Regions from separate parts of the Mus musculus genome. Here region 2 is linked to region 1. The links are chromatin loops, found by intact Hi-C in ENCODE. Cell type or tissue: gastrocnemius. All regions are shown on one strand. Links, peaks and the distances in the headings refer to the core of each region. The heading gives the core; the rest is flanking DNA.

Evidence for each region. A loop is a pair of places that touch in the nucleus more often than their neighbours do. Peaks named below come from ENCODE experiments on the same cell type or tissue, not always from the same donor. Only the 100,000 strongest peaks of a DNase experiment are listed, where the experiment ranks them.
Region 2: a loop joins it to region 1, with 2.5 times the contacts of the local background. A loop is called at or near these places in 12 of 42 quality-filtered maps.

What each region holds. Positions count from the first base shown.
Region 1 is chr10:62,616,249-62,632,264 of GRCm38, reverse strand. Ddx50 (DExD box helicase 50) reads left to right here. Exons shown (of 15, transcript NM_053183.3): 9 at 4,583-4,744; 10 at 5,983-6,102; 11 at 7,047-7,120; 12 at 7,338-7,497; 13 at 10,742-10,876; 14 at 12,636-12,680; 15 at 15,749-16,016. Among named protein-coding and RNA genes, the nearest start is that of Ddx21, 22 kb to the right of the region's middle. In gastrocnemius, for the core only: no CTCF peak of the experiment used is centred there; no DNase peak of the experiment used is centred there.
Region 2 is chr10:62,728,014-62,744,029 of GRCm38, reverse strand. Ccar1 (cell division cycle and apoptosis regulator 1) reads left to right here. Exons shown (of 25, transcript NM_026201.3): 25 at 1-102. Among named protein-coding and RNA genes, the nearest start is that of Stox1, 9.9 kb to the right of the region's middle. In gastrocnemius, for the core only: no CTCF peak of the experiment used is centred there; DNase peaks (open chromatin) are centred at 3,472 and 3,892.

The DNA of each region.
Region 1 (16,016 bases), core at 2,968-10,967:
CACATTTGCCTCTTTGTCAGGACCAAGTCTGTCTTTTCTGATTCTAGAACATAAATACCATTTTCCTCTGCTCTCCAGCATGAACTCTTAGCACCTACAAAGCTGCTTGGTTATCAGCATCATCTCTTCAGTTTTCTGTAACCAGTCACTGTCAGATAAGGATTTTGTTTTGTTGGGGCTGGAGAGATACTTTAGTGGTTACGGTCATTTGCTGATTCAGCAGAGGACATGAGCTTTGTTCCGAACACTCATAGTGGGCCACAACTGTCTAACTCCAGTATCAGGTAATCTGACCCCCTGGCTTCCAAAGGCATCCGGCATGCGCTTGGAGTACATACGTACATGCAGGCACTTAGATGTACACATAAAACAAGCACTTTTTTAAAAAGATGTGTGAATGAGTAAGCCAGGCATGGTGGAACATTTGGGAGGCAGAGATAGGCAGATCTCTGAGTTTGATGCCAGCCTGGTCTACAGAGTGAGTTCCAGAACAGCCAGGCCTACACAGAGAAACTCTTGGAAAAACAAACAGATAAATAAGGTAGTCGTATGTACACCATGCTGGCCTTAGGCTCTGGAGTGTTTGGATTTAAGCTCTGTACTACCACACTGGCTCCAGGGTCTTCCTCCTCAATGTAAATTTGTCCATGATACTGTTCTCCTTACACTCAGTTGGTTGTTTCCTGTTGTTCCAGGACCACGTTCTTTTGTTTGTTTGTTTTTTGAGTCAGGGTTTTTTGGGGGGCGGTATTTTGGTTTTTCAGGACGATGTTCTTTAATTCTATTCTATCTCAAATCTCTTAACTATATATTTTGTAGTTTATAACCCAGGTAGCATTTATGTATAAGATTTTTCGCCCAAACTTCTTAGTCAAGTTTCTTCTTTTATGTCAGTCGATTTCTTAACAGCTGTCTATATCTCCATTTCCAGGGACTCTGACACCCTTTTCTGGCCACTGGGCACTGCATGTGCCATCCCTGCATGCAAAATACCTGTGTGTATGTGTGTGTGTACACAAACTTAGGAAAAGTATTTCTGGCACAGGTGTCAGTATAGCATAAGTAGGTTTAGCCTAGTAAAAATTGCAGAAAATACAGAGTTGGAGAGATGGCTTAGTAGTTAAGAGCACACTGACTGTTCTTTCAGAAGACCTGGTTTCTAGTCTTTTTTTGTTTGTTTGTTTGTTTTTGGTTTTTCGAGACAGGGTTTCTCTGTATAGCCCTGGCTGTCCTGGAACTCACTTTGTAGACCAGGCTGGCCTCGAACTCAGAAATCCACCTGGCTCTGCCTCCCAAGTGCTGGGATTAAAGGCATGCGCCACCACTGCCCGGCTCCTGGTTTCTATTCTTATTCATGTAGCAGTTCACACCCATCTATAACTCTAGTTTGAGGGAATCTGTTGCCTTCTTGAACACCATTTATGCATGTGGTACCCATACATGTGTGCAAATAACCATGAACATTAAAACAAACGTCAAAAGTTATACAAAAGCAGATTTTTGACATAATATTGACCTATTAGATTAACAAGGATTATGATTTAAAATATACTGGCATTGTTGGTTAGAGTATGATGAAATAAATGCAGAACATTAAAAGGTTAAGTGGGTACAATAATTTTTTTGTAATAGTTTAGCAATAGTAATTAAAATGCAAGGGGCTGGAAATGTGGTTTTACAGTTAAGAGTACTGGCTAAAGGACCCAGGCCCTATTCTCCTCACTTACGGTAGCTAAGAACTGTTGTAACTCCAGTAATGGGGATCTAAAGGCCCCTCCCCCTTCTGGCCTCCATAGACACTATACACATTCTGTTCACAGACATACATATAGGCAAAACACCCATACATTTAAACATGAATCTAAAATTCTTCTTGTTCTGGATATTGAATCCAAGAGCTTAGCCATACTTGTTAATACTCTTTCAAGTATGGATTACTCGTTCAAATACTCATTATTTTTAACCCAGAAATTCAATTTCTAGGTAAGTATCCTCCTGAAATACATATAAATGGCCAAAGAATTTAAGTAAAAGGTTTCACATTGTAACATTGTTTGTGTGAAAGTGTGTGTATAACACAGATGTTTATCGGTAAGATACTGATAAAATAAGTTTTTGCATCTATATGAAAAAAGTGCTTGCAGTTTAAAAAATTCAATGGTACTCTACTTACAGATAGCAAAAATAGCTTATATTAAATTTATAAATTAGATTACAAAACAACATGTGTAGGATGCCACTTTTATAGGCACAAATTTGTAGCCTATACAAGTTAATGAATTATGTGACAGAGGGTATGTATGTATTTGCTTTTTTTTTTTTCCTGGAGATACGGTTTCTCTGTGTAGCCCTTGATGTCCTGGAACTCACTCCCTAGAACAGGCTGGGCTCAAACTCAGAGATTCCCCTGCCTCTGTCTCCTTAGTTCTTGGAAAGGCATGCATTACCACCACCTGGCTGTATTTTGTTTTTATTAAAAGATTCATGTTTATTTTGTGGGTATGAGTGTTTTGCATATAGGCATGTATGTGTAGCACATGCATGCAGTAACAACAGAAGCCAGAAGTGAGCATAGATATCACAGAGTTTCAGTTATGAGCCACTGTGTAGGGCCTGGGCACTGATTCGGGTCTTCTGCATTAAGAGCAGGTGCTTCTAACTACTGAGGCATCTCTCCTATCTGTCTCTGTGTGTGTGTGTGTGTGTGTGTGTGTGTGTGTGTGTGTGTGTGTGTGTGTGTGTGTTGTGTCTGAGAGACAATGAATGAATGAATGAATGAGTAAATAAATATTCGGTATCTGTACCAGGATGAGTTATAGGACAACTGTGGATGTCAGTGCTTTCCTCCTTGTTTGACAGCATCCCTTGTTGACTAGATTAGCAGACTAGTGAGCTTTTGCCATCCATAGAGATCTGCCTGCCTTGGCCTCAGCATGTTGGGATTAAAAGCGTTTACCAGAACCTTGGCCTCCTATATTTATTTTTAAAAGAACAAAGATGTCCCAACCACTTATGACAGCAAACCTATAATCCCAGTTTTGAGAAGGTAGAAGTAGGAATGTAGCAAATTGAATACCAGCCTGGGCTCATACTCAAAAAAACCTACTGGGGCTGGAGAAATGGCATAACAGTTAAGAACAATGGCTGCTGGTCTTCGAGAGAACCTGAGTTTGAATCCCAGTGCCCACAGGGTGGCTGACAACCATCTGTAACTCCAGTTTGATACCCTTCTGACTTTTGAGGGTGCAAAATGTGATGCACAGGCATTAATGCAGGTAAAGCACCGATACACATAAAATCTTTAAAACTATTAAAACTTACTTTTTGTGTGTGGTTTTATAAGACAGGGTTTCTGTGTGTAGCTCTGGTTGTCCTGGAACTCACTCTTTAGACCACGTTGGCCTCAAATATGCTTCTGCTTTCTAAGTACTAGAACTGAAGGCATGCACCACCACGCCTTGTTAAAATTTTTAATAGACCTAAACAAACAGAAAACCTGGGCATGTGGTACTTAGAATCTCTGCATTTAAGAAGCTAAAGCAGCAGGATAATGAGTTTGAGACTAGTTCAGGCAGCAACATTTTAAGGCTGTCTACAAAAACAAGGTACTAGACAATTTTCAGTCTAGCGTGTAGCTCAGTGATAGAGCCTTTTGTTAATCTCTAGGCAGTATTTGACTAGGACGACAAAGGATTCAAACCCTGGCACTGTGGACATACAATAGAAGTTATAGACTATCCTTCTAATGATTAGCAGTTATTTTTTAGGAGGCTGATATTAAATAAGACATATATTATGCAGTATATTTTCTGGGGTGTTTTGGGTTTTGAATTTTTTTACATTTACTTATGTATTTAGTGTACATGCACCTGGACACATGCCACAGTGTGAGTGTGGGAGATAGAGGACAGTTTACAAGATTCTGGTTTTCCCTTCTACCACATGGGTCCCAGGGATTTAACTCAGGTTGGCAGTCTTGGTGGCAAATGTCTTTCCCTACTGAACATTTCTCCAGCCCTGTTTTGTTTTGTTTTTGTTTTGTTTGTTTTAAAGACCTCATACTTTGTAGCTGGAGAGATGGTTCAACAGTTAAGGGCACTGACTGCTCTTCCAGAGGACCCTGATTCAAATCCCAACACCCACATGGCAGCTCACAACTGTCCCCTTATCTAGATCTGATACTCTCATGTAGTAATGCATGCAAGCACAATACCAATGCACATAAAATAAAAGTAAATACATCTTTTTGAAAAAGGTTTTAAAAAACATCATTCTGGGCTGGAGAGATGACTCAGCAGTTAAGAGCACTGACTGCTCTTCCAGAGGTCCTGAGTTCAATTCCCAGCAACCACATGGTGACTCACAGCCATCTGTCGTGGGATCTGATGCCCTCTTCTTGTCTGTCTCAAGACAACTATAGAGTATTCATAAACATAAAATAAATAAATAAATCTTTTAAAAAATACATTGTAATTAAAGATAAAATTGGAAAAGAACCCACAAGAGTTCAGACTGAATGGTGTTGGGATACTCAGTTTCAGGTATGATCCATACACTTAATTTTTTTCTTTTTTTCTAATAGAATGCTCAGTGTTTGCATGGAGACATTGCACAGTCACAAAGAGAAATTACCTTGAAAGGCTTCAGAGAAGGTAGTTTTAAAGTTTTGGTAGCAACCAATGTGGCTGCTCGTGGCTTGGACATTCCTGAGGTTGACCTAGTGATTCAGAGTTCTCCTCCACAGGTAGGACATGGGATGTGGTTTTAGAACAAGTTTTATAAGTGTTGCCTTATTTACAGAGTATTGCTTAAGATGTGGAACCTCCATCTTTCATGTGTTGTTGATCGTAATATGTCTTGTTAGCATGGTATTACATGGGCTCAGATGGCCTTCCCTTGTCAATAAGTAGCTGCATTGTTTGCATGGTGGCACATACAACTCTAGCACTCTAGAGGCACAGGCTGAAGGACACTGTATAGTCCAGGCTGTGTATCGATACATACCGAATCCCAAGCCAAAGAATGTGGTGACAACATGCAGAGCTCAAAGTTTCATATACTGAACTCTAGTGTATATAAATAAGTAGTCTTTTAAATTAAAATGAAATTATGTAATTTTTTGCTTCTTTTCCCTTCCTCTAACCTTTTCTAGATACTCTGCTTGCTTTCCCAAATTCATAACCTCTTCTTTTTGTATACACACACACACTTCTAAATACATAAATATAACTGCTCAGTCCTTATGCTACTCTCATGTGTATGATTTTAGGATTGACCTTGGTGCTATATAACCAAACTGGAGGCCTCTTCCCTGAGAAAGACGATTTCTCTTGCTCTTAGCATTCCTTCATTGTCTGTAGTTTCTTGTTTAGGGCTCTGTGAGATTTCCTTCTTCCCTTTTTGGCATGGCTGTTGTTGTCCTTGTTCTTGTCTTGGATAATATCTTTTATTTATTTAATAGAATTTTAGCATATAAATTACTTGTTATGTTGTTAAAGTATAGAAGGATTGAATTTATGTTTGCTTTTTTTGAGAAATGGTCTTAGACCAGGCAGCCCCAAAAGTCTTTTTCAACAGCCACCCAAGTACTGGAATTAAAGACCTGTACTACCAGACCTAATTTTTTGTTGTTGTTGTTGTTGTTGTTTGGGTTTTTTTGTTTTTTTGTTTTTTCTTTTGTGACTTTGATTGTTTTGTTTTTGAGATAGGATTTCTCTGTGTAGCCCTGCCTGTCCTGGAACTCATTCTGTAGACTAGACTGGCCTTGAACTCAAGAGATCTGCATGCCTCTGCCTTCTGAGTGCTGGGATTAAAGGCACTACCATCACCTGGCTTTTTTGGTGTTTTTGAGACAAGGTCTCAGCCTTAGATGGCCATAGTTTTGGATTAATCCTCTTGCTTCAGCCTCCTTAGTACTGATTACAATTATGGCTTGATTTGCTTGTCAAGTTTGTAAAATGAAGTTTCTTTTTGTTTTAATAGGATGTTGAATCCTATATCCATCGCTCTGGACGCACAGGTAGAGCTGGCCGGACAGGAATTTGTGTATGTTTTTATCAACCAAGGGAAAGAGGTCAACTGAGATATGTGGAGCAGAAAGCTGTAAGTAAATTGAAATTGTTTCATGCTTGTTATCTAAATGATCCCTTAGAAGAGAGTTTTTATATTTGTTCTCACAAATAAACCTTCCCATCATTCCTCAGCTTCAGCTGCATCTCGCTGTCAAGCATCTGGACAGCTTCATTTATATTGGCTGCAAGACTTTGCTTTACACAGCTTCTATTGTGAAGCCAGAAGATCTGACATACTCCTTTTTTCTTTTTTTATTAGATATTTTCTTTATTTACATTTCAAATGTTATCCCCTTTCCTGGGTTCCCATCCAAAAACCCCCTATCCCCTCCTTGCCTCCCTTACTCACCAACCCACCCACTCCTGCTCCTTGGTCCTGGCATTCCCCTACACCCGGGCATTGAGCCCTCACAGAACCAAGCTCCGGGGGTTTTTTGTTTATTTGTTTGTTTTTTAATTTCTCCCTTAATACAAAAGTTGAAAGTGTGTTAATGGTTTCAGTATCATCTAAACATTATAAATGGGTAGCTGATTTAATTAGCATTGCTATTTTAGATAGGTTGATAATACAATAGCCAGTTTTATTAAAAAATACATTTTTTATGGTCTGTACTTTCTTGTAGTTTTTCGTATTTTATCAATTTTGTTAATTTTTATATACTATTATATTTTATGAAATGAAAGTAGTAAACAATGTTGACAGATTGAAATGACTTTCTTTTCTCTTTTTGAATCAGCTTTGTTTTGCAAGTGAAGTTCCATGATATAATAACTAAGGGACAATTTTTAAGTTTTTTTTTTATTTTGTCTTTTTGGAATTGATTATAGATGGTTTGTTAGAAAAAGCATTTCTTTTCCTCTGCTAGGGCTTGGTAATCTTTTAAGTCCAAAAAATGGAAATTCAACAAACTATATTAATTTAGAAATTAACAATGACGACTTCCTTTTTCTTTAATATAATTCTTTCATTTTCAGGGAATTACTTTTAAACGTGTAGGTGTTCCGTCTACAATGGATTTAGTTAAATCTAAAAGCATGGATGCCATCAGGTACGCTTTCTGACCTTGCTGAGTAACCCCTCTTCTGTAGTCGACTTTCATCTGTAAGCTCTCCTAGTCCAAACTTGAGAAAATGCTAGTCAAGGGCTTTACCAGAAGACATTTAGTTACATTATTCTATGAAATGTTACTTTTCCCATTCCTGATTTTGTCTTTACCTTTTCCCCTGTATCCTGACCAAGAACATTTACTTTTTTTTAAACCACAGGTCTCTGGCTTCTGTTTCTTATGCTGCTGTTGATTTTTTCCGACCATCAGCTCAAAGACTGATAGAAGAGAAGGGGGCAGTGGATGCATTGGCTGCAGCATTAGCTCACATTTCTGGTGCATCAAGCTTTGAACCACGATCTTTGATAACTTCTGATAAGGTAGAAAAGTGTGAAGTGGTATTTGGCTAGATATGGTTAAAACTTAGCTGTAGCAGGTTATAGCACATCACTGAAATGCTTCATTGATTTCTTCAGTATATTGGGGTGTTGTTGCTGTTGTTTCCCTTTTTCGGTCTAGAAAACTCTTCCTCTTCTCATCTGATATACAAGCCTGCAATCCAAGCAGTAGGGAGAAATACTAGTAAAATAAACACCATCCACATTAATTCAACAGCTGTTAGTATTCTGTAACCTATGTTTTACATTCATTCTTCTGTAAACTATTTGAAAGTTGAAACATGAAGGCATTATTCTTAAATATTTTAATTTGTATCTTCAAAAAATAATGACATTCTACTTAATTAAAATATCACAGTCTAATCTGCTAACAAAGATAGTTCCATGTTAATAATATCTGTAGATTTGCTTCTGTCCATACAAAGCATAGCTCTCACTCCAAAGGGAATATGAAGTAGTTTAGTTTTGAGCTGTATGCCAGTTACCATGATTTGGATTTAGTTTGACAAGAAGGATATGTACCACCACAGAAGTGGTCTCATTTACTTTCATCGTCACAGAAGAAAGTCATGTCAGAAAATTTGCTACATACACTCTTAGGGACATCAGGTAGGCGGGTTATAGCCAGGTGAGGAAATCATTTGATGATACAGCTATCAGATTCATAGAAGCTATGGTCTGCTGAGATTGTGAAGTTTGTTGGGTTTTGTTTTACTGGACTGTTGAAAGACTGTTAGGTCAAATACAGAGGTAGGTGTTGAAAGGCTAGTAGGAAGTTGAAGTGGGGAGATAAAAAAATTCCAAATATAATTTTTGCTCTGGATTTGCAATATACCATCTTACTTAAGTTTTTATCTGTCAGCCACCCTGATAGAATCTTAAGCACAGGCATGGCTTGTGGCTTCCTTGCCTCCTAGGAATTTAGTTTATTTTATCTTCACAAAAGTGTCTGAAGGATTTCTAGATAAAGAAAAGAAAGTCCTTATTTTGTACCGTGTGGTACCAACTGAAGCTGGAGTTTTCATTTTGTTAGTTGCCAAGGATCTGCAAAGTGAGGCAAAGTAAGGATGTGCAGGGGTGTTGACGTGCTTGAGTGAGTATATGCGTGGCACTCATATGGCCTGCCTCCAGGTTAGTGTCAGATAGCAGATATACCACACCACAGCCATTCGTTGCAAATGGGTCACAGATTTGTTACTTTAACTGGGATATAAGTGGGGTTGAGGTAGGGGGTATGAGCCTTAAAAGGGGACAAGGGAGGTAGGAATATCAGTTGCCTTATAAAACTCATTTTAAAACTATTTTACTCTCTGAATAGTAATGTATATGGTCATCCTTTAGCACTGAGTAGATAGACCATCCCTAAAATTTCATCAAATATAAAATATAAATATTATATAATATACAATAAAATATAATATATAAAATATATTTACCAGGAGAAAAGCCAGAAAAGGTAGCTCATATTTGTAATCTCAGTACTCAGGAAACAGAGACAGTGGACTTCCAAATTTGAGACTAGCCTGTTGAACATAAAAAGTTTTAGGCCATCCGGGGCTACATACCGAAAACTTGTGCCAAAAAAGAAATATCAACCCCATGGGTACCCCTGGCTGGCCTGGAATTCACTGTGCAGGCTGGGTTGGCCTAGAACTCACAGAGATTCCCCTTGCTCAGGGATGCACCACTGTGTACCATCTGGTGTATTTTATTTTATTTTAGAGATAAAGTCTTATATATCTCAGGTTGGACTTGAAGTCACAACAGTTCTTCTGCTTCAGCCTCTCAAATACAAAAACAATTTTTAGGGCAGATGGTGGTAGTGCCTCTCCCAGGAGACAGAGTCAGGGGATCTCTGAGTTCAAGGATAGCCAAAGCTGTACAGAGAAATCCTGTCAAACTAAACAACCAAAAAAAAAAAAAAAAAAACAATTTTTAAACTGTACTTTTAAAGACAATGTTAAGGTACTTTTGAGGTCACTTATAGCTAATCCCTGTCCCGTGAAAATTCTTTGATTGGCCACAGAAATGCTTATCTGCATTCACAGTACTTGGCAAGCAGAGGTAGGAGAACTGCAAGTCTGAGGCCAGCCTGACCAAGAACCAACCATTTATTAGATAGGTCATTTGACTTGTAATTAAGTATTTTGGGAACAAGGTATTAATGGCTTGAAATTTTTCCCCTTCCCTCCCTCCCTCCCTCCCTCCCTCTCACCCCATGTCTAAGTTTTTGCCTGAACCTTATGCATGCAATGCCTTAGGAAGCCAGTGGAGAGTATCAGGTCCCTGGGACTGCTACCTTATAGAGGCTGGGAATTGAACCAGGGTCCTATGGAGGAGCAGCCAGTGCTCTATAACCACTGAGCTGTCTCTCCAGCCCTGATGTTTACAATGAATGACCTGTAGTGCATGTCCTGCGGGGTATTCTGCTTGCTACTGGTATGACTTCATTTTTTATCACTCTCTTGACTTCTCCAGTTATCTGAATCTATTTGACCTACCTTCTTCATTTACCAACTCTTGCAACTCTTCATGCTTACCCATTTTCTCGGCCCCCTTCCTCTTATTTTGGCTTCCTCCTTTATTTTGGTCTCTGTTCAGATATCACCATATGAGAGAAATCTTTCCTGATTATCCTGGTCCTCTTCTTCCTTTTTTTTCTATTTCCCAGCCCTTTTGGGTTACTCTTCCTGCCGCTTATCGCCGGTGTTGTATAAACTTTCTTACTATCTCTACCTCAACTCCCCACAAGAAGGCTATGTCCAGGAGAGGAAGGTCTGTTTGTCATAAAATCTTTATTCCCTATGTGGTTTCTGGTACATTGTAGGAACTCGTCACTATTTTTATGTGGTAGTCCTCCAAAAATTTAAAGATATTGATGTCTTTTTTTCACTGCTAAGTAACTGCTTTTTTAACATTTCCTGATTACTTTACTACTTTTCCTCCCAACTCTTCCTGTGATGTTCTGATCTAATTCTGTCTTGTAATGTGTAGGACATAGTCTCTGTGTGCTCTATAAGAGCAGTGTACAGAACATGTAAATAGTAGTCTTCTAGTATAGTTTCAGTGAAGTTAGTTTTCAATAGCCATGTTGTGCTGTTGGCACTCAGATACCACACAGATATTGCATGGGACCTGTGTAGTTGACTCAGGAAGCACCGTAGTCAAACTTCATTGTCCTGCTGCTGATTTTCTCCCAAATCTAATAGGACTTTTATTTCTAAAGGGGTTTGTGACCATGACTCTGGAGAGCCCAGAAGAAATACAGGATGTCAGCTGCGCTTGGAAGGAACTTAACAGAAAGCTCAGTAGTAATGCTGTGTCTCACGTAACCAGAATGTGCCTCCTGAAAGGAAATATGGTAGGATTATGTTCATAAGACTTCCATGATCAGCCGGGCGTGGTGGCGCACGCCTTTAATCCCGGCAGAGGCAGGCGGATTTCTGAGTTCGAGGCCAGCCTGGTCTACAAAGTGAGTTCCAGGACAGCCAGGGCTATACAGAGAAACCCTGTCTCCAAAAACCAAAACCAAAACAAACAAAAAAAGACTTCAATGATCTGTCTCCTCCTCTTTTTATGGATGATTAATACGATTTTATCACAGTTTTGGATTGTTCCCAACAATTGTGGGTTTATATAAATGATATATTCCTTCAGAGCTTCATGTCATTCTGTTTTGACTAATACTTAAGTTTTTGTTGCTATAATTACTTTAAGACAGGGTATTCCTATGTAGCCCAGACTGGCCTTGAACCCAGGACCATTTAATGAATGTTAGGATTGCAAGTAGATTAACCCTAAGACTTAAGTGATCTAAATTCCTGCTATGGCATACTTACTGTGTGTGTTTATTTTTTAAGACTAATTTATGTGTGTAACGTTTAAACAGCTCTTGGAAATACAGATTATTTATTGTACTCTGCTATTGGTTGTTAACAAGATTAATGATAATCTTTTTCTGTGAGGCAATATTTCATTATTGCCCAGGCTAGCCTTGAGCTCTTGCTTAATTTCATTCTACTTCTAAGATAACAAACATGTTCCTGAGTAACTTTCAGTAAAATGAACTTGTAAAATGAAAACTTACAGTAAAATGAAAAGCTTTTTTGTTTGTTTTTCCTTTTTTGGCACTGGGTCTCTTTACATAGCCATGGCTGCCCTGGAACTCACTATGTAGATCAGGCTGGCACACTCAGATACATCTGCCTCTGCTTTCTGAGTTTTGGGACTAAAGGTGTGGCTACCTATCCATCTTAAAGCTTAATCTTAGTGATTAAGATTTCTTTTAATGTTTTGAGAACTGTTATTTGTCTGAAATTACTATAGACTTGTTGTATCTTAAAAGCTGTTAACCAGATTGTTTATTAGAAATTATTATTATCTCTCAACTCTGTGAGAGAAAAACTTTCTTATCCCTGTTTTAACTTTTGGAATCTTAGTCTTTTGCAGTGCTAGGGTCTGACCCTTTGACTTGTATATCATAAGCAAGTACCATTCCACAGACCTGTGTTCCCAGTTCTCACTAATATTTTAAAGAAATCAGAAGGACCATTTTCATTTGGATTATTTGTTTTTGTTTTCTTTACAAGACAGGAAAGGGTTTCTCTTTGCATCCCTGGCTGTCCTGAAACCCATAGATCACCTGCCTCTCAATGCTGGGATTAAAGGTGTTCTTCACCACCACCCGGCTAGAAGAACCATTTTCTTTCTTTCTGTTTTTTGGAGGGGAGAGGTGGGGAACATTTAAGACAGAGTTTCTCTGGGTAGTTTTGGCTGTCCTGGAGCTCACTCTGTCGACCAGGCTATCTTCAAAACTCCCAAGTGCTGGGATTAAAGGCATGGGCTATCACTACCCAGCTAGAAGGACTAATTTTTAAGAGAAATGGAACAACTATAGTGTCTACGATAAGTCTTCTAGAGAATATTCTAGGTATTTAAAGAGTCTTACTAGTTATATTTAATTTTATCTCAGATTAAAAACTACATTATGTACTAAGTCATCTATGCTTATTTGTTACCTACAGTCATGGAATACATATTTTTTAAGAACAAAATTCAACAAATATTAATTAGAAAAATTAACTCATATCTAAATAAAAATCTTTTTATTTTCCTTTTAGGGTGTTTGCTTTGATGTTCCTACAAGTGAGTCAGAAAGATTACAGGTATTTAAATTTTTTTTACCTATTAAATAGCTGAGAATGTTTTTTAAAATAGTTTTGGAAAACACAGACACAGTGTCATTTGTCATCCTTAAATCAGTTAAGGACGTTCTTAATATGAAATATTGCCTGACCCATAATTAAAAATGTATTAAAGATAATTTCAAATGTAACGGTGAATTGGGAGCTGGAGAAACAGCTCAGTGGTTAAGACTACATGCTACTCTTACAGAAGACCTGGGTTCCATTGCCAGCACACACATGAAGATTCACAAAACCAGAGATCTGACACCTTCTAACCACCTCTGATACTCTACTACCCGTGTACAGGCATACATGTAGGCAAATTGCTTTCACAGATAAAGAAACTCTTTTTTTAAAAAATTGTGTAATTGAGTTCCCATACATACATAACCAGCTTCACCAATTTGATAATTGTGTGGATAGTTCTGTTTCATCTCCTTACTATCCATTGCCAGTGTTTACAGACAAACTCCAGGCATTATTTCAGTCTTAAGTATTCCTTCATATTTAAATGTTAGGGACTTAAACAATCATAATACCATAATTCCTTCTATACAACTGTCTTAGTCAGGGTTACTATTCCTGCACAAACATCATGACCAAGAAGCAAGTTGGGGAGGAAAGGGTTTATTCAACTTACACTTCCACATTGCTGTTCATCACCAAGGAAGTCAGGACTGGAACTCAAGCAGGTCAGGAAGCAGGAGCTGATACAGAGCCCATGGAGGGATGTTACTTACTGGCTTGCTTCCCCTGGCTTGCTCAGCCTGCTCTCTTATAGAACCAAGCCTACCAGCCCAGAGATGGCACCATCCACAAGGGGACCTCCCCCCTCGATCACTAATTGAGAAAATGCTTTACAGCTGGATCTCATGGAGCCATTTCCTCAACTGAAGCTCCTTTCTCTGTGATAACTCCAGCTGTGTCAAGTTGACACAAATCTAGCCAGTACAACAACCAATTTTTTTTTTTAAGTTTTGTTTTAAGATGTACTTATATGAATACACTATAGCTATCTTCAGACACACCAGAAGAGGGCATCAGATCCCACACATGGTTGTGAGCCATCATGTGCTTGCTAGGAATTGAACTCAGGACCTCTGGTAAAACAGTCAGTGCTCTTAACTGTTGAGCCATTTCTTCAGCTCACAACCAATTTTTTTTTTTTTTTAATATTTTGTATTTAAAACTGGGCAGTGGTGGTGCACACCTTTAATCCCATCACTTGGGAGGCAGAGGCAGGTGGATTTCTGAGTTTCAGGACAGCCTGGTCTACAGAGTGAGTTCCAGGACAGCCAGGGCTACACAGAGAAACCCTATCTTAAAAGAACCAAAAAAAAAAAAAAGCATATATTTATATTTTGTATTTAAATTTTCCCTGTTGTCTCTTGATTATTACTTTTTGCAGTTCTTAGGTTGGAAGCTAAGACTTTACACATGATAGCTAGGTTAACACTGAGCCTCTTTTCCCGCCTTACTGAATTATTTGCAGGGATTGGGAGGTGTTCTGTGTAGCCCTGTCTATCTTAGAACTTGCTCTGTAGACTAGGCTGGCTTTGAACCCAGAGATCTGTTTGCTTTGCCTCCTGAGTGCTTAGTGAGTATTTTTAAAATAAGTCCATCAAGTTCAGACATTGTAATTTGATGCAATTTGTAACTTTCTCTAAAATGTTTTATTAGATTTATTGAACAGAGAAGTCCACTAAATTCTTATAATCCAAATTTTTATTTTTTTTTTTTATGTCTTTGCTTTTATGTACATTTTGGGGAGGTAGTATTGAGACAGAGTCCTGGTATATAGCCTAAGCTGGCTTGGAGCTCACTCTATAGCTCAAACTTGATCTTTATATGAGCCCAATATCTAGCTTATTTATATACCTGTTTTTAAATTATTGGCATTGCATCATTTATTACATTATCTATGTATGGAGTAGGACATATGCACACTGTGTCCATACGTATAAGTTCAAAGACAACTTGACAAAATGGTCTCTCCTGCCTTGTTGGTCCCAGGCATAGAATGAAGTCATCAGAGTTGCTAACATGCACACCTATCCACAGAGCCATCTCTATACTTATTTTATAGAGTCATTAAAATATTGTGGATATGCCAGGCAGTGGTGGTGCACGCCTTTAATCCCAATACTTGGGAGGCAGAGGCAGGTGGATTTCTGAGTTCGAGGCCAGCCTGGTCTACAAAGTGAGTTCCAGGACAGCCAGGGCTACACAGAGAAACCCTTTTCGAAAAAAAACAAAAAAAAAAAAATGTGGGTACAAGTGGCCAGTGAAATGGCCTAGTGGTTAAAGGTGAAAGCTGCTTGATGTGAATTTGTTCCCTGGTATTCATATAAAGGTGGAAGAAGAGAACAAACTCCTCAAAAGGTTGTCCTTTGACCTCCATGTATGTGCCTATACAAGTATGTGCAGACAAAACATCTACATACATAAAAGTTAAAAAAATAAGTTTAAAGAAATATTGTGGATCCTTTTTTAAAAACAAAAATTGGGAATTGAACTGAAAGCTCTTATGAATGCTATGCAGATGTTGTAGTCCTCTTCTTACTTCTTCTTATTTGGTGACAAGGTCTCACTAGCTTGCCCACACTGGCCTTGAAGTAACTCAGTAGTAGCTTAAGCTACTTCAATGTTTCTGCATCAATCGGCCTCATGTCTGATTTTGCTTCTAGTTCTGTTGATGTGGTTGCTCAAAATACTTGACTGCTTTTTAGAGGTCTGTTTCACACATTGCTTTGTCCTGAGAAAGGGAATGCTGCCTTTTAGAAAACACCTGGGTAGACATTGAGAATCTTGGAATGGATCTGAGGGTTTCTCTATACTTGATCTTAGCCTGATGACTGAGAATCGAAAGAAACTTTCTTTTAAGGATTAAAATTTGAGCGTGTTGCAGTTTTGCCTATTTTGTGGTTTTCATTGTTCTAGACACTGAGCTAGTAGCTGAAGGAGGTAAAAAGAGCATCTTCTTGGCTCGCTTGCTGGTGTGTGGGTTTACTGTACATGTCTTTTAATCTGGCATATTGTTTTAACAGGCAGAGTGGCATGATTCAGACTGGATACTCTCAGTGCCAGCCAAATTACCTGAAATTGAAGAATATTATGATGGAAACACATCATCTAATCCCAGACAGAGGAGCGGCTGGTCTGGCGGCAGGTCAGGCCGTTCAGGACGGTCTGGTGGTCGATCTGGTGGCCGATCAGGTAGACAGAGTCGACAGGGAAGTCGGTCAGGAAGTCGGCAAGATGGTAGAAGACGAAGTGGGAACAGAAATCGATCAAGAAGTGGGGGCCATAAACGGA
Region 2 (16,016 bases), core at 11-8,010, 110 kb before region 1:
AAAGAAGCAGTGGACATCAAATGTACAGTTTAGTGACAAGCCAGTAGATTGTCAGTATGATTGATGCCTTAAGTCATTAATTAAAAATATTTTTTTAATTAATCTGTGTAGTTCCTTCAGAATCTTGGTGGATTCTTTTTATAATGGTAATTTTGCCACTGTTAGGAATTATTATTTTTTAACATTGAACTTTTTTTAAAAAGATTTATTTATTTATTATATGTAAGTACACTGTAGCTGTCTTCAGACACTCCAGAAGAGAACGTCAGACTTCGTTACAGATGGTTGTGAGCCACCTTATGGTTGCTGGGATTTGAACTCAGGACCTTTGGAAGAGCAGTCAGTACTCTTAACTGCTGAGCCATCTCTCCAGCCCCGTGTTTTGTTTTGAGACAGAATCTCCTATAACCCAAGTGTAGTCATTTATACCTATAATCTCATTTCCCAGGAAGTAGAAGCCAGAAGTTAGAAATTCAGGGCAACCCTAGGCAAATAAGTCCCCGTTTCAGAAACACAAGGACATTAAAAGTATATTGAAGGATGGACTTTGAAATGACTCAAGAAGGCTTAGATGCCTGTTGCCAGAGCTGGCAACCTGACATCTACCTATAGAGTGAGACTGTGTCTGGGAGAAAGGCACTGGACATCTGGGAAATGACATGTGGTTAAGAGCCACCCATAACTCCAGTGGACTCTTCTGGCCTCCTTAAGCTTTTGTATACACATAGTGCAAAAGACAATCATGTAAGTAAAACACCCATACAGAAATAAATAGAAATCTCAATAAAAGAGGGAGATACTTGAGAGATGGCTTAGCAGCTAAGAGCATCTGCTGTTCTTGTGCAGACCTGGGTTCAATTCCCAGCACCCCCATCGTGGCCTATTATCATCCATAACTCTAGTTCTAGGGGCTCTGATGTCTTCTCCTGTTGTGGTGAAACACCATGACCAGAGCAACTCAGAAAGAAGGGTTATAGAGGGATCACCATCATGGCTGGGAAATGTGGCTATGGGCAGACATGGCAGCAGGAGCCCCTGAGAGCCACCACCCTGAGCTGCAAGCAGGAAACGGTGCACGCAGAGTGGTGCCAGTCTTTTGAAACCTTAAAGCTCACCCTTCAATGACATGCTTCCTTCAACAAAGCCACACCAGCCAGGAGTGGTGGCTCATGCCTTTAATCCCAGCACTCGGGAAACAGAGGCAGATAGATTTCTGAGTTCAAGGCCAGCCCAGCCTGGCCTACAAAGTGAGTTCCAGGACAGCCAGGGCTATACAGAAAAACCCTGTCTTGGGGAAAACAAAAAACAAACAAACAAAAAAAACACCAAGCCACACCAGCTGGTGTCCAAGTATTCAAATGCCTGAAATGTATGAGGCATCTCATTTCAACTACTGTACAAGTTGTTTCCCTTGTCTTATAGAGAGCCCACAGTTGGATGGGGAGAGGCATGGGGGCAGGCTTCTCAATACAGCCAGAGATAAAATACAGTAGCTCACAACTGTAATGCTACTATCCTGGAGGCTAAGAGAGTCACAAAGTTCAAGAGCAGCCTGGGTTTGAGACTAGAAGTGATACTGAACTTGGATGGATGGTCAGGCTTGACGACAACCCTTACCTCTGGCCCACCTTGCCCAGTCTTTTTTGTTTGTTTGAGACAGGATTTTGGGTAGCCCAGATTGGCCTTGAATTCCTAGTCTTCTGGTCAGTTTTCTATATGCTGACCCCTCATTAGCATGTATGTGTGGCAGTGGGGAAGCACTTTGGCACTTGGGTTCTGATGCAGTCTAGGAGAAGAACAACAGCCAGGCGGTGGTGGCACACGCCTTTGATCCCAGCACTCGGGAGGCAGAGGCAGGCGGATTTCTGAGTTTGAGGCCAGCCTGGTCTACAGAGTGAGTTCCAGGACTCAAAAACAAACAAACAAACAAACAAAAAACCAATTCATTTTGTTTGTTTTGATGCTCTCTGTCTTACATAATGGAGGGGTGGATTAAACTCAGGGATGAGTGCATACTAGGCAAACATCCCTAAAAATACTGTTAAGAACTGTTAATTGGGTGTGGTTGCTCAAGCCCGTGTTCCCAGCACTCAGGAGGCTGAGGCAGGGAGGATCAAGAGTTCCAAGAAGCCTGGACTATAGTGACAGACCTTCCCCAACCCCTGAGGGGAAAAAGTCACAAGGAGGGCATTTAGACATATAGATACACCTCTGTTTTTATTGTTGTTATTGTTTGGTTGGTTTGGTTTGGTTTGGTTTGGTTTTTTTGCACAGCCAGGACTATACAGAGAAACCCTGTCTCAAAAAACCAAAAAGGGGCGGGGGGGGGGCATCGTCTAAGTAAGTGATTTACTGTTCAAGCCCTCTTTTTTTTTTTTTTTTTAAAATTTATTTATTTCGACCAGGATAGACCAGGCTGAGTTCGAACTCAGAAATCTGCCTGCCTCTGCCTCCCGAGTGCTGGGACTAAAGGCGTGCGCCACCACGCCCGGCTTCCTTTTTTTTTTTTTTTTTTAATTTGTTATATGAGTACATTGTCTCTGCTTTCAGACACACCAGAGGAGAGTATCAGATACCATTACAAATGGTTATCAGCCACCATGTGGCTGCTGGGATTTGAACTCAGGACCTCTTAACCACAGAGCCCTCTCTCCAGCCCCATAAGTTCTCCTTATTCTCTTTAAAATACATGGTCTTTTCATTAATTGTTATATACACACATTCCTAAATAAATAAAGGCAACCTGCTAAATCTGTGTATAATGTTACTTATATGCATGTGTTTAGGACTGGCCATTTGAATATGAATATATATCTACATACATACATACACACATATAATTGGCTAATATGACCCTGCAAATGAGAACTTGTCCTGAAATACTATTTCGAGGGAAATACATTATTGGTTTATCTGAAGTCTGGAAACATGAATGGTCATGAACCTTTAACCCCACCACTCAGGAGACAAAGGCAGGTGGATCTCTGAGTAGGAGGACAGCATGGTCTACAGAGTGACTTTTCCAGGACAGTGAGGGCTACACAGAGAATCCCTGTCTTGAACATGATTATGTTCCCACAACCACCCAAAAATCAAAATATCATGAACCATGCAAACATTCATGTTTATTTTTTATTCTATTCATTCTGAGCAATGTTTATAATTATAAATTCACTTTGTATTCCAATATAACTTAAATTAGTCTGTTCAGTTTAAGGTCTTTTGTTTCTTTTGATTTCCACTCATTCTGGAAAAAAATGTTTTCAAGGAATTATAATTGACCATGTCTTAACTCTATTCACATGAAGGTAAGATAGAGCTGAATTTAGCATTTTCTGTGCGTTTTCCTCTTATTTTTCCAGACTGTTTTAAAGATAATCCTTAGATATATTTCTTTGCAGACACCAGGTAAATGGCACTCACATCACCTAATGCCTGTAACTGTAAATGCAGCCCTTTGTTGAGCCTGGCCAGCTTCCCACTCCTGCTATTAGATCTTGTGTCTCTGAACACTAGCTGTTGTTGGCCTTTGTGTTTCATCAGGAAAAGGACAGAATCTACTAACATGAGATTAATATTTAATAGCTATTTGTTTCTTAGATGCATAAAACAACTGTAAGCCAGGCTACATAAACATACACACAATAAAAATAAAACCCAGCACTTGCTGTTTCTAGCTATAACATAAATATTTAATTAAAGGAAAACCTACTTTGAACCATTCTTTCTTTACTGGAGACAAAAAACACTAGCCCAGGCCTCTCCTGTGCCATTTCCCTAAGCCATCTGTTACTTTATCCTGAGGCTTTCTACCAGTTTCAGTTCAGTATTCATTTGCTTGCCTGACATCAACGGTTTCCAGGAGATGAGTTGCTATTTCTGAACAAGAGCCAGCTGACCAGTCATCACTTGAAGAGCTTGAATGTGTGACACAATGAGCTTCCCCCTGTGCTAACACTAGCCCTCAGCACCCGACTTACTTCTGTTCCAAGGCTTGGTCAGCTTTATTCTCAATCGACTGGGACCCCAAGTGTCTTCAGATGATTGCATTCAGTGCAATTTCAACAGCACACCATTTCAGTCTGCATATTAACAAATAGTTGTAGACAGGGTCTCTGTAGCCCAAGTTGACCTCAAGCTTAACCTCTTGCCTCTAATCCTTGAATGCTGAGATTGTATTATAATATAATGAGATTGTATATATTGTGGCCCTGAAGGGCTGGAGAGTTGGCTCAGCAGTTAAGAGCAGGATGCTTTGGTTCCAGAGAGCCAGGTTTCATTCTCAGCACTTACATGGCCACACACTGTAAGACCCTAAGGTGCGACCTCCCCAAAACACAATTTGATGACAGATCACTGCAATGACAAGAGGTTTGTTGTTCTGATACGTGTGTGAGGTTGCTCAGCCTTGCAGGGAGAGTCAACCCCGGATTCAAAAAGCACAGCTCTTTTATACTCTTTTTATGGTGGGTTATTATGATTGGTCAGCCCTCCAGGTCCATCCATTTGCTTAGGAATTTCATAAATTCGTTGTTTTTAATAGCTGAGTAGTACTCCATTGTGTAAATGTACCACATTTTTTGTATCCATTCCTCTGTTGAGGAATCTGGGTTCTTTCCAGCTTCTGGCTATTATAAATAAGGCTGCTATGAACATAGTGGAGCATGTGTCCTTCTTACCAGTTCACATGGAATTCTATTGCTCAACAACAGAAGGGTTAAGCAATCTCCTCCTTCCTCTCCTCCTCACCTGAGGAAGACTGCATGGCTAGGAAGCACCTAAAGAAATGATCAGCATCCTTCATCATCAGGGAAATGCAAGTCAAAACAACCCTGAGATTCTACCTCACACCAATCAGAATGGCTAAGACAAAAACTCAGGTGACAGCAGATGCTGGCGAGGATGTGGAGAAAGAGGAACACTCCTTCATTGTTGGTGGGATTGCAAGCTTGTACAACCATTCTGGAAATCAGTTTGGCGGTTCCTCAGAAAATTGGACATAGTTCTACAAGAGGATCCTGCAATACCTCTCCTGGGCATATATCCAGAAGATGCCCCAACCGGTAAGAAGGACACATGCTCCACTATGTTCATAGCAGCCTTATTTATAATAGCCAGAAGCTGGAAAGAACCCAGATGCCCCTCAACAGAGGAATGGATACAAAAAATGTGGTACATTTACACAATGGAGTACTACTCAGCTATTAAAAACAACGAATTTATGAAATTCCTAGGCAAATGGATGGACCTGGAGGGCATCATCCTGAGTGAGGTAACCCAATCACAAAAGAACTCACACAATATGTACTCACTGATAAGTGGATATTAGCCCAGAAACTTAGAATACCCAAGATATAAGATACAATTTGCAAAACACATGAAACTCAAGAACGAAAGTGTGGACACTAAACCCCCAGTTTTTATTAGACCCTTTTCATCCTATTAAAATAATGTGCATGTGGAATTACTTCCAGTACATTTTCATACACTCTAACATGAAATTAGGCTGCTTACAAATGCCATCTCCCACCTCAAAAGAAAACTATAAGAAGTATTGTTTGGGGCTTCACTGTCCCATGGATGTAGGTCCCTGACTAAGGTTCATATGGAGAGCCCCCAGTTACTGGTGCTCTTGAGTCCCCGAGAGGCTGAAAGCTCCACATGGTAGCTCAGCTGTAGGCATATGTGGGGACTCTGAGAGTAAACCTTATCTATTACTACCTTTTTTTTTTTTTTGAGACAGGGTTTCTCATTGTAGCCCTGGCTGTCCTGGAACTCACTCTGTAGACCAGGCTGGCCTCGAACTCAGAAATCCGCCTGCCTCTGCTTCCCGAGTGCTGGGATTAAAGGCATGCACCACCACTGCCTGGCCAGACCTAACTCTTCTGTAAAGCATTGACTGAAATAGCCCTAATTAGTCCCAGACCAGGGTTTCGGAACCAATTTGATCCAGGCATCCTGCCTCATACTTCTGTCCTTTATTCTTTTATTCAAGGAACCATTTTATTTGGGACAGTACTATGTGGGAATTCTAGGGAATGAGGAGATGACTAAAGGGTCACAGGCTCCTATTCTAAGTTTAAAGAAGTTGGAGTTGGTAGTATGCAGTTGTAACCCCGAAACTCTGGAGGGTGAAGCCACCGTGTATTTAAGGCCAACCTGGGCTTCATAGCGAGACAAGAATTAACTAAGTGAGAAGGGAGCTTAGGAGTGCACATGTGCTTGCCAACCGAGTAGCTTATGGGTCCAGGACAGAGTCTCTTAAGATTCTTCTATCCTGTACCTCAGTGAGAATCAGGAAAGAGAAGGCACTCCCTCCGGGGCATGAGGCTTCCCTGGAAACCACTGGAAACATTCCTTTGAGATCTGGGCTCTTTCTGTAGGGAGTTGCAGGTCAACATAGGGATGTGTGGCCCAACTTTGCACCCTCTGCTGTAGAAGCCTGGAGAAAAAACATGCTCTTTCAAGTTCTTAAGTGCTCTCTCCCTCCCTCCCTTCCTCACTCCTCCCCACAGCCTGTATGTGAAGGGTTAATCTGCTTTTTTTTTTTTTTTTTTTTTTTTCTGTCTCTCACAAAAGAGTTTTGATTACTTCTCAGCTTCCAGGTCCCTGGATAGGCTGCTATCCCAGCTTTTCTTCAGGCTCTGAAACTTGCCCTCTGACCCTAATTTTAGTGGTGATGTGGAGGGGTGGTTTTCACCCGCAGTTAGAGAGTTAGCTTTCATAGCTCCTCAGGCAGGAAGGCCAGCTGTGTCACCCAGGCTTGTTCTGCAGGGAGTCAGAGTCCATCCCAGTGTGCCCCTGCAGGCAGTGGCAGTCTGATGCCCCTCGAATCACCTCCCACTGACAATCTGTCCCAGTCCCTTCAGCCTCTGCTCCCCACCCACCTCTCTGCCCTTTCTTCACCATAGTTGCTTGGCAAAACCTCATGTCTCCCTTTGAGGAAGTGAGAGTTCTTCTCAGGTTTGTTTTGTGATGAAAACTTGCTGTAAAACAACGTAATGAAGAGTGTAAGGGTGGGGGGAGCAGACACACACAAATACACACATACAGACAGACGCACACTCACACTTACACACACAGATCCACACATACATAGACACACACACTCTCATATACACTCACACAGACGCCCCAACACATACAGACAGACACACACAGATCCACACACACAGACACATACTCTCTCACACACACACTCACATACATCCACACACACAGATCCACACACACATTTGCACACTCTACACATACACACTCACACACATTCATATACACACTGACACACATTGACACACACTCACACTTATATACTTATACACAAACATACATACACACACATTTATTTCCAGGCAGTGGGGACACATGCCTTTAACTCCAGCAGAGACAGGCTGATCTCCATTAGTTCTACGGATTTCTTCATGAGGTCTACATAGTTCCAGGACAGCGAGGGCACAGAGAAACCTAGTCTCAACACAACAACAAAAGGTCCACTCACTTGGTAGAGGGCCTGGCGTGGCTCAGGCCTGAGCACTGTATAAATCCAGTCCTGAGGGAATCCCTGTCATCCAGCCCTCGAGAGCTGGAAACAGGGTCAGAAGCTCAGGGTCAGAAGCTCAGATACTGGGAGAGTTTCCTAGCCAACCTGGGCTGCAACCTGAGATCCCGTCTGTAGTGGCTATTCCTGGTTGTCAACTTGACAATATTTGGAATGAACTACAATCCGGAATTGGAAGGCTCACCAGTGACCCTTATCTGGAGGCTTGGAGATCCTTATCTGGATCTTGGTTTGAAGATCTTGAGCCATAGTGGCTATGGATTCCAGAAGATTGAATCTCCGAGTTAAGGAACACACCTTTAATCTGGGCTATGCCTTTCATCTGGGATTAAAGGTGTGGTGGAACACACCTTTAATCTGGGCTACACCTTTTGCTGGAGACAATATAAGGACATTGGAAGAAGGGAGTCTAGCTCTTGCTCCTGCTCCTTCGCCTGCTTGCTGCGTGAGACTGAGTAACTGCTAGATCCTTGGACTTCCATTCACAGCTGCGACTGAACAATTGTTGGGAATTGGGCTGCCGACTGTAAGTCATCAATAAATTCCTTTACTAACTAGAGACTATCTGTAAGTTCTGTGACTCTAGAGAACCCTGACTAATACAGAAGTTGGTACCAGGAGTGGTTCTAGAGTAACAGAAGTACAAGGATGAATCTTTTAAAATACTGGAATTGGCTTGTTGATCCACCAGCACTTTCAAATATTGAAACCTCTCCAGATTCTCTCCCTCCTGGGAGCTCAGAGAATTTTGAAGACCCATGGTTGAAACTATATTCCGAACTTAAAGAAGCTAATGCCCTTGATTTTCTTAATGAATTAGGTGATTCAGTGCACAAAGCTTTCTACAAGATGGGGAAAAAATCGAAAAATGATTTTACTGGCTGGCTGCTCTTAGTATCTGTGGAAAAAATGATGAATGAAAGGAAGGAGTTGTGTGATAAAATCGAAAGGCTCCAGACACAAGTAAACGATCTAAAAGTTGCTAAGTGTGTCCTTGAGGAGAATCTTCTCTCTTGTAGCAATAGAGCTCAAGTTGCAGAAAATCAAACAGAAACTCTCATTGTAAGGTTGGCTGAACTACAGAGAAAATTCAAGTCTCAGCCTCAGAGTGTGTCGACAGTTAAAGTAAGGGCTCTAATTGGCAAAGAATGGGATCCTACAACATGGGACGGGGATGTGTGGGAAGACCATGTTGAAGCTGAGAATTTTGAATCCTCAGATTCTCGAGGGTTTGCCCCACCTGAGGAAGTAGTACCCTCAGCCCCACCTCTTGAAATAATGCCTTCCCCACATGAGGAAATTAATTTTGCAGAGTCTGCTCACGGCCCACCAATAGTTTCTTCTAGACCTGTAACCAGACTCAAAGCAAAACAGGCTCCTAGAGGGGAGGTAGAAAGTATAGTCCATGAGGAAATTCGCTACACTACTAAGGAGCTTAATGAGTTTGCTAATTCATTCAAGCAGAAACCTGGTGAATATGTGTGGGAATGGATTTTAAGGGTGTGGGATAAGGGTGGAAGGAACATAAAACTAGAGCAGGCTGAGTTTATTGACATGGGTCCTCTGAGTAGAGATTCTAGGTTTAATACGGAAGCTCGCATGGTTAAAAAAGGTGTCAAAAGTTTGTTTGAATGGTTGGCTGAGGTGTTTATCAAAAGATGGAATGGCCTTTTGAAGACGCAGTTACAGCGCCAATTAGGTGGTAACAGCTTGGAAGGCTGGGGCAGAGTTCTTCAGAAGGCAGTATATGCTTTGAATCAGCGCTCGATATATGGTACAGTTTCACCCATAGCCAGGATTCATGGGTCCAGGAATCAAGGGGTGGAAAACGGAATAGTTCCACTTACTATCACTCCTAGTGACCCTCTAGGAAAATTTTTGCTTCCTGTCCCCATAACTCTAGGTTCTGCTGGCTTAGAAGTTTTGGCTCCAGAGAGGGGAGTGCTCCTACCAGGAGCTACAACAAACATTTCATTGAACTGGAAGCTCAGACTTCCCCCTGGTCATTTTGGGCTTCTAATGCCCTTAAACCAACAGGCTAAAAAAGGAATAACAGTGTTAGGAGGGGTGATAGATCCAGATTACCATGGGGAAATTGGATTACCTCTTCACAATGGTGGTAAGCAAGATTATGTCTGGAGTGCAGGAGATCCCTTAGGGCGTCTCTTAGTACTACCATGTCCTGTGATTAAAGTCAATGGGAAACTACAACAGCCTAATCCAAGCAGGATGACAAAGGACGCAGACCCATCAGGAATGAAGGTATGGGTCAATCCTCCAGGAAAAGAGCCAAGACCTGCTGAGGTGCTGGCTGAAGGTGAAGGAAATACAGAATGGGTAGTAGAGGAAGGTAGTTATAAATACCAATTAAGGCCACGTAACCAGTTGCAGAAACGAGGATTATAAAGTAATATGAATGCCCATTGTAAATTTACTAATGCGTTTGCGATTGTACGAGGGATAGTTATATCATGTTAGGCGTATTTACAACCTTGTTATTGTTTCATGTGAACATGAGATATTATTTGTGTCAAGTTGACAAGGGGTGGATTGTAGTGGCTATTCCTGGTTGTCAACTTGACAATATTTGGAATGAACTACAATCCGGAATTGGAAGGCTCACCAGTGACCCTTATCTGGAGGCTTGGAGATCCTTATCTGGATCTTGGTTTGAAGATCTTGAGCCATAGTGGCTATGGATTCCAGAAGATTGAATCTCCGAGTTAAGGAACACACCTTTAATCTGGGCTATGCCTTTCATCTGGGATTAAAGGTGTGGTGGAACACACCTTTAATCTGGGCTACACCTTTTGCTGGAGACAATATAAGGACATTGGAAGAAGGGAGTCTAGCTCTTGCTCCTGCTCCTTCGCCTGCTTGCTGCGTGAGACTGAGTAACTGCTAGATCCTTGGACTTCCATTCACAGCTGCGACTGAACAATTGTTGGGAATTGGGCTGCCGACTGTAAGTCATCAATAAATTCCTTTACTAACTAGAGACTATCTGTAAGTTCTGTGACTCTAGAGAACCCTGACTAATACACCGTCTTAAAACCAAAGCACTATGAGGCAGTGTTGGAGGCATGGTGGAGTTCCAGGATAGCCTCAGCCATCCAGGTAGACACTGTCACCCAAACCAAAACACCTAAAATAAATACATATTAGAAAAGAAAATGGCTTCTAAGTCTGCTCTAAGCATCACATGGTGTACTGGCTGGTTTTTTTGTGTCAACTTGACACAGGCTGAAGTTATCACAGAGAAAGGAGCTTCAGTTGGGGGAAGTGCCTCCTTGAGATCCAGCTGTAAGGCATTTTCTCAATTAGTGATCAAGGGGGAAAGGCCCCTTGTGGGTGGGACCATCTCTGGACTGGTAGTCTTGGTTCTATAAGAAAGTAAGCTGAGCAAGCCAGGGGAAGCAAGCCAGTAAGTAACATCCCTCCATGGCCTCTGCATCAGCTCCTGCTTCCTGACCTGCTTGAGTTCCAGTCCTGACTTCCTTGGTGATGAACAGCATGGAAGTGTAAGCTAAATAAACCCTTTCCTCCCCAACTTGCTTCATGGTCATGATGTTTGTGCAGGAATAGAAACCCTGACTAAGACAAATTGGTACCAGGAGTGGGGTATTCCTGTGACAACCTGGCCATGTTTTGGGGAGGACTGTGGAAGGACTTTGGAACTTTGGGCTTGAAGATCCATTCGGTGTTAAGAACTCTGTCAAATGTTGTGGTAGGAGCTTGGAAGATAGTGTTGAGAACAGTGCAGAAGATGGAGGTCTGGCTTGTGAAATTTCAGAGGGAAAATTAAAGACTCTTTTCAGGGCCATTGTTGTTTTGATTGTGAAGATTCTGTAGTTCTGGTTAGCTGGGGCTGAAGAATCAGCTGTGATTAACAAGATGCCAGACTACTAAAGCAAAAACTTTGCATTACTGGGGTTAGCTGGAGCTAAGAAATTAGCAGTGATTAAGAAGAGACCAGTATCATTGAGGTGACATCTTCTGGGAAATGTTTTCTAAAAGCACAGAGGCTGTGTTCCAGAGATAGATAGCCAAGGTTATACCTTGTGTTGTGGCTGGACTTGGTAATGTGTAAGAGTTACCCAGGTGGTACTGGTTTTGAAGGCATGAAGGGGTCATGCAGAGCAGCTGAGGTTCGGCACTGTAAGAGGCCATGGAAGGCCATAGGTGAAGGTGCAGCCTCAGTTGCAATTGATGGCCCAGGACTGAAGGGGTCATGCAGTGTTTCGGAGATGCCAGGACCATGAGATGTCCACCAAGAACAGCAGCAGCAGTGGACTACAGGCAGCTGGAGCATAGAAGACAACGTGTGTGCTACAAAGGGCATGGCTGGAGAAGTGACCCAAGCCCTTAGAGGAGCCCAGAAGACTGTGAGTTGGATCCCAGACATTGGACAGTTGGAGTTTAATTTTTGCTTTTGATTATGACTGTGCCCTGATATTTTTCCCTCTTGAAGGAAGAAAATATTTTAGTGGATCCCACAGTTAAGAGACTTTTAATTATAAAAAGACTTCGGATTTTTAAAAGATATTGGATATTTTTAAAGGATTGGACTTTTAATATGTAAAGACTGTGGGATGTTTAAAGTTATTTAGACCTTGGGGATGAATAAGAACTAAGGGTTGAGGCTTACTAGTGATGTGTTTGTGTGTCAAGTTGACAAGGGGTCAATTGTACTGGCTAATTTTGGGTGTCAACTTGACACAGCTGGCGTTATCACAGAGAAAGGAGCTTCAGTTGAGGAAATGCCTCCACAAGATCCAGCTGTAAGGCATTTTCTCAATTAGTGATCAAGGGGGAAAGGCCCCTTGTGGGTGGGACCATCTCTGGGCTGGTAGTCTTGGTTCTATAAGAAAGTAAGCTGAGCAAGCCAGGGGAAGCAAGCAAGTAAGTAACATCCCTCCATGGCCTCTGCATCAGCTCCTGCTTCCTGACCTGCTTGAGTTCCAGTCCTGACTTCCTTGGTGATGAACAGCAATGTGGAAATGTAAGCTGAATAAACCCTTTCCTCCACAACTTGCTTCTTGGTCATGATGTTTGTGCAGGAATAGAAACCCTGACTAAGACACATGGTCATGCCTACATTCTCAGCAGGTGGGCCTCCAGAAGAGCTCTGTTCCTAACACACTGAGTGGCTCTCCATACAACTGTAAGCACCTGCACTACACACACACACACACACACACACACACACACACACACTCATGAAAATAAAACCTTTACAAACTTTTAAAGTTATCCGTACAGATGTCATGCTCGAGTGAGTGGAGGGGCTGTCCCTTGAGGCTTGCCTTGGCCACTGACTATCGGGTAGCCAGGCAATGGAGTCCCCAACCCAAAGCACTCTTCTGGGTGGTGACAAGCAGACCACAAGAAGGCTAGCAAAACAGTAACGACCCCTACACAAAGTAACGACTAGGTCTGACTCAGGCTGAGTGAGTTGCCAGGCAAGGAGCCAGAGGCGGGGATGCATTGGGAGCTGCTGATTACAGTAACTGTGTCATACCCCCCAGCACACACGTGTTATAAAAGCGTTAACAATGTGCTTGAGAGCACATGAAACCTTCCCGATGTGTCAGGGATTTTTAGGAGCTGATAGAAGAGTGGAAAGGGGCCTGGAGAAATGGCCCGGGGGCTAGTGCTTGCTGTTCTTGCAGAGAACCCAGGCTGTTTCCAGCATCCACATGAGGCAGTTCTCCACGGTTGTAATTCCAGTGTCAGGGGATCCAGGGTCCTCTTTGGGGCTCCCTGGGCATCAGCGTGCACCACTGCACATACATGAATGGATGCAGGCACACGTAATACACATTAAAAACATAACCAAAAGTGGAGAGGTTTTCTAAGCAGAAGAACCTGTGTAGGGCTGGCGAGATGGCTCAGTGGTTAAGAGCATTGACTGCTCTTCGGAAGGTCCTGAGTTCAAATCCCAGCATCCACCGGTAATGAGGTCTGACACCCTCTTCTGGTGTGTCTGAAGACAGCAACAGTGTACTTATGTATAATAATAAATAAATCTTTGGTCCTGAACAAGCAGAGCCGGCTGGAGCAAGCAGAGGTCCTAAATACAATTTCCAACAACCACAGGAAAACTCACAACCATCTGTACAGCTACAGCGGACCCATATACATAAAATACATAAATCTTTAAAAAACAAAAAGCAAAACCTGTGTAAGCCGATGGGAGTATTTGTCCTCGGAACTGGGGATGCTGAGTGGCCAGAGCCCAGTGTCCTTGATGCCTTTTAGGAGGGGAAGGATGATGGGGTCACAATGTGAAGAACACCGAGTGTCCTCCTTCCAATGAGGCAGATGTGAGTATTCAAAACCAAGTCCATTCACGATAATGATTGCACAGCACGTACAGTTTTCTGGGTCAAACACCATCTAGCCCCAAGCTTTACCTGTCATACTTTAGAAATGGAATCTTGTTCAGGGCAGGGATGGGGTCACTCTCTGTTGTGCAAGACTCTTTGGGTAGGGGTTGGGGGTTACACAGTGCCTAGGAAGTGGGGAGGGAGAAAGAACCTGGTACTTTTCCTGCGACCTGATGCCATGTGGTACTGATGCTGGGGGCTCCTCCCCCATCTCTGTTAAACTCAAGCTCTAAGGCAGCAATGGTTTACAGTAGTCTGCAGTGACCCTTGTTGAATCGCCTCAGCCTCGGGGACCGGCTTGGGGAGGTGCAGTCGACTAGACTCAGGCAAGTGGCTGCTATGTAAGGCACGCATGCGCATGTATCACTCCTCAATTCAATTCAAGCCATTAGCCTCCCGTTCTCTCCTCTCTGGGATGAGATAGCTTCACCTTCTTCACTGGTCTGAACTCCCAAAGCTCTTGACACCGGTCCCCAGAATGACAGATGTTATTTTGTTTTCGTTTGAGAAAAGAGACCGGGTCTCACAGGGCTGAGTCTGCTGTGGCTGTGGCGCACACCTTTAATCCCAGCTCCCGGGAGACAGAGGCAGCAGATCTCGAGTTCGAGGCCAACCTGGTCTACAGAGTGAGTTTCAGGACAGCCAGGGCTACACAGAGAAACCCTGTCCCGAAAAAACAAAACCAAACAAAAACAAAAACAAACAAACAAACAAAAGCCACGGGGTCCCATGTAGTCCAGGTTGGCAGGCAAATGAGACACAGAGAGGCTCCCTTCCCTAGAATACTGCTGTTTGTGGAAGGAACCTGGAGAAGTTCCAGCCTTGAGTCTTAGTTTCCCCATAAAATGTATTTTCCATCTTCCAGGTTCTTCATTGTCGGCTAACCAGTTGAATAATTTTTCTTTGTTGTTGTTTGTTTTGTTTTGTTTTGCTTTTGTTGCTTTTTGAAACAATTTTTCATGCCTTCAAACTAACTTACCATGTAACCAAGGATGAACCTTGACTTTTGACCCCCTGACCTTCTTGTTTCTACCTCCTACTAGTTAGGATTCCAGGCCTGCTCACCTATACTGGTTTACACAGTAATGGAGCTTGCCCACAGGGTTTGTGGACAGGAGGCAGGCACACTACCATTTGAGCTGGATCTCCCCCCCACTTATCTCTTTTATATTTGCTTTTATTATTTTAATTATGTGTACGAATGCGTCTCTGTGTGTAGGTTGCGTGAGCACAGATAAATAGCAGGTGTTGGGAACACTTCATCACTGTCTATAATCTCTGTCCTCAGAGACAATCTGCCTAAACTTGTTGAGACTTTGTTTATCTGTGAGAGAGATGGTTGGATAATACTACTCCTATCAGAGGGTTAATTTTACAGAAAAAATTACATCGCTGGTTTTAAAGAAAAAATAACATGGTTCTAAGCACAAAGGAAACTGAACTCGAATTGGTCACCATCCTGATTACAGGGAAGAAACCTTAGGTGAGGTTGCGGTGTGGGGATTTCAAGCCCAGGAGAATCTTGGGCTGGGCATGGTGGCCTTTATTCTCAGCATTTAGGAGCAGGGACAGAGAGAGAAAGCCAGATCTCTATGAATTCCAAGCTAGCCTGGTCTATGTAGTGGCTTGCAGGCCAACCAAGGCTACATGGTGAAGACCTCTCCACACACACACTGAAAAGAAAATTCTAGTTTTCCAAGAATCAGTTACACAGGAGCAAGACTTGGGTCCAGCAGGCAAATGGCTTGATAAGAGTCAGAGGAGAAATTGTTCTGTGTGAGACAGCTCAGACTGGGAACTGGCATTTCTTCTCTCTGCAGGATCTATCCATCCACCTCAGAATTCAGATGGGGAACACTTAATGTCAACTTCAAATGTTTATTTGAATTGAAGGTTAAGTCATTTACCTACAGAAGCCTGACTCAGTAGTTGTTTGGTTCCATTTCATACCCCCCATGTGACTGAGACATTCTCCCTCCTCCTCCTCCTCCTCCTCCTCCTCTCCCTCTTTCTCTTCTTCCTCCTCCCTCTGTTCCTCCTCCTCCTGTTTTTTTTTTTTTTTTTGGTTT